2 separate regions of the Homo sapiens genome follow, and region 2 is linked to region 1. A link is an interaction called in ENCODE POLR2A ChIA-PET data of the cell type or tissue named here. Cell type or tissue: CD4-positive, alpha-beta T cell. All regions are shown on one strand. Each heading gives the region's core, and the rest is flanking DNA. Links, peaks and the distances in the headings are about the cores only. Region 1 has its middle 17 kb from the start of TRIM8. Region 2 overlaps GBF1 (golgi brefeldin A resistant guanine nucleotide exchange factor 1).

Evidence for each region. ChIA-PET counts read pairs that join two places held together with the same protein. Peaks named below come from ENCODE experiments on the same cell type or tissue, not always from the same donor. Only the 100,000 strongest peaks of a DNase experiment are listed, where the experiment ranks them.
Region 2: POLR2A ChIA-PET joins it to region 1 with 5 read pairs; 2 of 35 experiments call an interaction of 5 or more read pairs at or near these places.

Annotation. Positions count from the first base shown.
Region 1 is chr10:102,659,828-102,662,734 of GRCh38, forward strand. No RefSeq gene overlaps it. Among named protein-coding and RNA genes, the nearest start is that of TRIM8, 17 kb to the left of the region's middle. RefSeq lists a silencer at 1,441-1,500. In CD4-positive, alpha-beta T cell, for the core only: no CTCF peak of the experiment used is centred there; a DNase peak (open chromatin) is centred at 1,474; H3K4me3 peaks cover 1,142 bases; H3K27ac peaks cover 1,972 bases.
Region 2 is chr10:102,343,702-102,346,608 of GRCh38, forward strand. It overlaps GBF1 (golgi brefeldin A resistant guanine nucleotide exchange factor 1), which reads left to right. Exons shown (of 40, transcript NM_001377137.1): 4 at 350-481. Among named protein-coding and RNA genes, the nearest start is that of NFKB2, 51 kb to the right of the region's middle. In CD4-positive, alpha-beta T cell, for the core only: no CTCF peak of the experiment used is centred there; no DNase peak of the experiment used is centred there.

The sequences.
Region 1 (2,907 bases), core at 155-2,654:
TTGCAGTGAGCCGAGATCGTGCCACTGCACTGCAGCCTGGGTGACAGAGCCAGACTCCATCTCAAAAAAAAAAAAAAAAAGTCCCATGCCAGTGGTCCAAGCCTCACTGACCCCTAGCCACCCCTCCCCTCAGAAAAATAAAGGCTTGCCGAGCACGTTGGCTCATGCCTGGAATCCCAGCAGTTTGAAGGTGGATGGATCACTTGAGTTCAGGAGTTCAAAACCAGCCTGGGCCACATGGTGAAACCCCATCTCTACTAAAACGAAAAATTAGCCAGGCGTGGTGCCACGGGCCTGTGGTCCTAGCTACTCTGGAGGCTGAAGTGGGAGGATTGCTTGATTGAGGCTGGGAGGTGGAGGTTGCAGTGAGCTGAGATCTTGCCACTGCACTCCAACCTGGGCAACAGAGCAAGATCCTGTCTCAAAGAAAAAAAAGAAAAATAAAGACTTTGGGGCTGGCCAGACCAAACCATAGCCTTGGTCTTGCTAACTGCCTCCGCCTTCCTGCCCTGAGGGAGTAGAGGATGACTCGGGTGGGGTGGTGGACCCTTGCTTCATTGTTCCCCTCCCCAGTGTGGCAGGGAGCCAGGAGCAGTATGACAACAGCTGGCCTACCCCTTCCCTCCCCGTGCACCTGTTTGGGGCTAAAGGGAGTGGGGAAATGACTGGAGCACAGTGCCCCTCCAGCCCAGGGTGCAGGATGCCTGGGGGCAGGTGCCGGTGGACAGTCACTTCACTCCACTCAAATCTGCTTCTGTCTCACTGTCCCTTTCTCCAGTTCTCAGGAGCCCTGAGACATCCCCCGTGCCAAGAGTTGGGAGCCAAGATAAAAAGCTGCCTAATTTCTTTCCCACTTGGCCTAGTTTTGTTTTGGCTGAGGGGAGAGGCCCTTTCCCCAGGTGCGTCAATCCACTGAGATGTGGAGGGGACATTCTGGTGGGAATGGGATGGGCTTGAGCCCCTCCATGTCCCAGCTTTGAAGCCCACTCCAGACAATGACACGCTCAGGCACACATCTATAGGTGAAGCAGCAGCTGCCCAGAGTTGGCTTGGGGGGGGTTCCCTAGGCAGCCAGGGAAGCAGGGAGACGCTAACCCACCCAGCTGTCCCCAGCCACCCAGCTGTCCCTGGCTTTGTAGGAGCAGCTGTCACCCAGCTCCCAAAAGGGTCGGGGCAGAGGAGGCCCAGAAAGAGCTGGGGCTGCCCCAGGGAACAGGCTTATTCAGAAGTCATCGGAGGGGCCTTCTCTGCCCTGAACTGGTGGCCCCTTGGAGGGCTGGCTGCAGCCACAGGTGCCCCAGTGCCCAGCCCTCCCCTCCTGCCTTCCCCCAAAGGCCATCACGCCTCCCCTTTCCGGGAAGGGTTGGGGATCTGACCACGTCTCCCTACCCCACAGACTGGGGCCGACAGCTCCTGTGGCCCAGATGTGCTGAGCCCGCAGCGAGGCCACCGCGAGGGAGTGGGTGGGGGTGGTTTCCTCTGCTGCCTGCCGGCCCCAGCTCTTTCATGTTGCCGCCCTCCCCATCCCAGCCCGGAGCCAAGCAGCTGGGCCGCTCCTGCCCCCTCCCTCGGCCTCGCTCCCAGCTGTCTTTGGGGTGGGGCAGGGCAGCTGGGGAACAGCTGCAAGGCAGGAGCCTGGGGGGTGATGGGTGCCCCCTGCAACTGCCGGAAACGGTCTTTGGGCCAAGAAGGGAGTCTGAAGGGTGGGGGTGGAGAGGGCGAGGCCTAGGGGATGATCGGCTCCACCCCTTCTCCCAGCGCATCTGGCCAGGAGACCCCAGCTCAAAGCCCCCTCCAGCTTCAAAGGGCACCCTGGGGTGGGAGGCAGGAGACGAGGGTGGATGCCCTGACCCACTGAGTCCGCACCCCAGGGCCCCTCTCTCCAAGCTGTGACCTCACCTCAGGGTTCTTAACAGGCCTTGCTAACACTCTCCCACTCAGATCCTGTCATTGTCACCATGGCCTTCCTAAGACACCCTCATCTTCTCCCATCCGAGGGTGGGGGAGAACCAATTCGATTCGCAACTTCAGGACCCAGGACCCATCTAGCCGCCTGGGGGATTCCCTACCCCACCTCTGCAGCCTGTAAATTCTGGGGGAGGAGGCCCTGGAGGGAGGATCAGAGGCATGTCCTTCCCCAACCTCCCACTCTGGCCTACTAAGAAATGGGAGCAGGGCTGACCCTATGAAAGTGTGGGAGGTGAAGGAGCTGGAGTCGTGATTCCTGGGTATCCCCAGACAGACATCACCACACTACAGCCCCTCTTCTAAGGTGATCCCAGCACTTTGGGAGGCTGAAGCAGGAGGATCCCTTGATGAGACCAGCATGGGCAGTATAAGGAGATCCTGTCTCTATAAAAAATTAAAATATTAGGCTGGGCGCGGTGGCTCATGCCTGTAATCCCAACACTTTGGGAGGCCAAGGCAAGCAGATCACTTGAGGTCAGGAGTTCGAGACCAGCCTGGCCAACATGGTGAAAGCCCAACTCTACTAAAAATAAAAAAAATTATCTGGGCCGGGCACGGTTGTTCACACCTGTAATCCCAGCACTTTGGGAGGCTGAGGCAGGCGGATTACGAGGTCAGGAGATGGAGACCATCTTGGCCAACATGGTGAAACCCTGTCTCTACTAAAATACAAAAACTTAGCTGGGCGTGAAGGCACATGCCTGTAATTCCAGCTACTTGGAAGGCTGAGGCAGGGGAATCGCTTGAAACTGGGAGGCGGAGGTTGCACTGAGCAGAGATCGTGCCACTGCATTCCAGCCTCGGGACAGAGCAAGACTTCCTCTCAAAAAAAAAAAATTATCTGGGTGTGGTGGTGGGCACCTGCAATCACAGCTACTGGGGAGCCTGAGGCAGGAGAATCGCTTGAACAGGGGAGGCGGAGGTTGCAGTGAGCCGAGA
Region 2 (2,907 bases), core at 112-2,611, 320 kb before region 1:
CAGCTACTGAGGAGGCTGAGGGGCTTGAGCCCTGGAGGTGGAGGTTTGCAGTGAGCTGAGATCATGCCACTGCACTCCAAAGCAGGACTCTGTCTGACAAAAAAAAAAAAAAAAAGATAATATTGTGTTTTTGTTCTTTTTTTAAGATTCCTAATCTTTTAGATCTACATGCTGAAAATTTTACAGATAAAATGATACAGTGTCTGGGATTTGATTCAAGGTAATCCAGAGGGAAGAAGATTGACCCAACAACAAAGACCTCTAGCCTCATGGCACAAACAAGAAACTTTTTCCAGGGTTTAGTTTTCTCTTAGATGATACCTCTTCATTTCTGTGTATTTTCTTGCAGAACTCTCAGAAATTGAGCCCAATGTATTCCTTCGACCTTTTCTGGAAGTGATTCGCTCTGAAGATACCACTGGCCCTATCACTGGACTGGCACTCACCTCTGTCAACAAGTTCCTGTCCTATGCACTCATAGGTAAGAGCTCAGGCTTTGTTGCATGACCACAGCACTTCATTTCCCACCTTTCCTGGGGTGCCCAGGCCTTAGGCAATGAGCTGGTGATAGTGGGAAATTTTTTCCAGTCACCTCTTTTCTTGTAGAAGAGAAATAGGATTGTTGTTGGTTATTCATCATGCTAGCTGACTCACGTTGTACAGGGTGGGAAGGGCAAGAGAAGAAGTTTTCCTTGGCACTCTGGCTTCTCTATGCTTTGGAAAGAGTTAAGGGTATGGTACCTTACTCTTGGAAGTTTGGTTAGGTTTGTTTGTTTGTTTGTTTGTTTGTTTAGTTAGAGATGGAGTCTCACTCTGTCGCCCAGGCTGGAGTGCAGTGGTGTGATCTCGGCTCACTGCAAGCTCCACCTCCCGGGTTCATGCCAGTCTCCTGCCTCAGCCTCCCGAGGAGCTGGGACTACAGGCGCCCACCACCACGCCCAGCTAATTTTTTGTATTTTTAGTAAAGACGGGGTTTCACCATGTTAGCCAGGATGGTTTCGATCTCCTGACCTCATGATCTGCCCGCCTTGGCCTCCCAAAGTGCTGGGATTACAGGTGTGAGCCACTGTGCCTGGCCTGGTTAGGTTTATTTTTAAAGTTATTTTTTCAAACATAATGCATGCACATTATAAGAAGACAGACAATAGAGATGTTCAAAAGAAAAGTTAATTGTCCTTCCTGTACTTTCTCAATGTTCCTCCTCCTTCTTTAGGCAAATAGTGTGAACAGCCTAGTTTGAATCTTTATGTTTTTCTATGTCTTTATAAATGAAGTACCATTCCTTTTTAAAATGAAATAAGGCCGGGTGCGGTGGCTCACGCCTGTAAGCCTAGCACTTTGGGTGGCCAAGGCGGGTGGATCACGAGGTCAGGAGTTTGAGACCAGCCTGGCCAACATGGTGAAACCCCGTATCTACTAAAAATACAAATATTAGCCAGGCGTGGTGGCGGGCTTCTGTAACCCCAGCTACTGGGGAGGCTGAGGCAGGTGAATCGCTTGAACCCGGGAGGCGGAGTTTGCAGAGAGCAGAGATCGCGCCACTGTACTCTAACCTGAGCAACAGAGCGAGACTCTGTCTCAAAAAAAAAAAAAAAAGAATAGAATAAAATGAAATAAAAATAGGATTATGTGCTACATATTTTCTTTTTTCATTTAATGGTATTAACTTGACCAGGCACAGTGGCTCATGCCTGTAATCCCAGCACTTTTTGAGGCCGAGGCGGACGGATCATGAGGTCAGGAGTTTGAGACCAGCCTAACATGGTGAAACCCCATCTCTACTAAAAATACAAAAATTAGCCAGGCAGGGTGGTACGTGCCTGTAATCCCAGCTACTCAGGAGGCTGAGGCAGGAGAATCACTTGAACCCGGGAGGCGGAAGTTACAGTGAGCCAAGATCACACCATTGCACTCCAGCCTGGGTGACAGAGCAAGACTCCGTCTCAAAAAAAAAAAAAAAAAAAAAAAAAAGCAGATAGTATTAACTTAAATGTACATGATATAACTATTCATCTGATTTATTCTTTTATATTGTAGAAAATATATATAAAACTTGCTATTTCCATCAGTTTCAGTTTACAATTCATTGGCATTAATTACACTCACAATGTTGTGCAGCCGTCACCACCATCTATTTCCCAAACATTTTTATTACCCCAAATAGAAACTTAACATAATGGGGAGTTAACATTAACCAATAACTCCCCATTTCTCTCTCCCCTCAGCCCCTTGTATGATTTTTTTTACTAGCTCTATAATTTCCATAGTGTAATATAGATATAACACAATTCATGTGCTCATTCTTAATATTTAAGATTGTTTCCTATTGAAGTCATAAATAATGCTAATATAAGCATCCTTGATCACATGTCCTTATTAATAATTTTTTTAATTTTTATTTTTAGTAGAGACGGGGTTTCACCATTTTGTGCCACCACGCCCGGCTAATTTTTGTATTTTTAGTAGAGACAGGGTTTCACCATATTGGCCAGGCTGGTCTCAAACTCCTGACCTTGTGATCCACCCGCCTCGGCTTCCCAAAGTGCTGGGATTATAGGCATGAGCCACCATGCCCGGCCCCTTATTGCTAATTTTACTCTTGTATGAAAGATTTCTGAACTTGGAATTTCTGGATTAAAGACCACGTGCATATTGCATTTTTATAGCTATTACCAGGTTGCTTCCCCAAAAGGTTACATCATTTATACTTCCACCAGCAGTGATTGAGAATTTCTACTTCCTTACCCTGTCATCAGCACTGAATATTATCAGTTTTATTTGTGCCAACTTGGTAAGTAAAAAATGATATTTTGTTTTTATTTTTTGAGACAGGGTCTTGCTCTGTCACCCAGACTGGAGTGCAGTGGCACAATCACGGCTCACTGCAGCCTTGACCTTCGGGCTCAG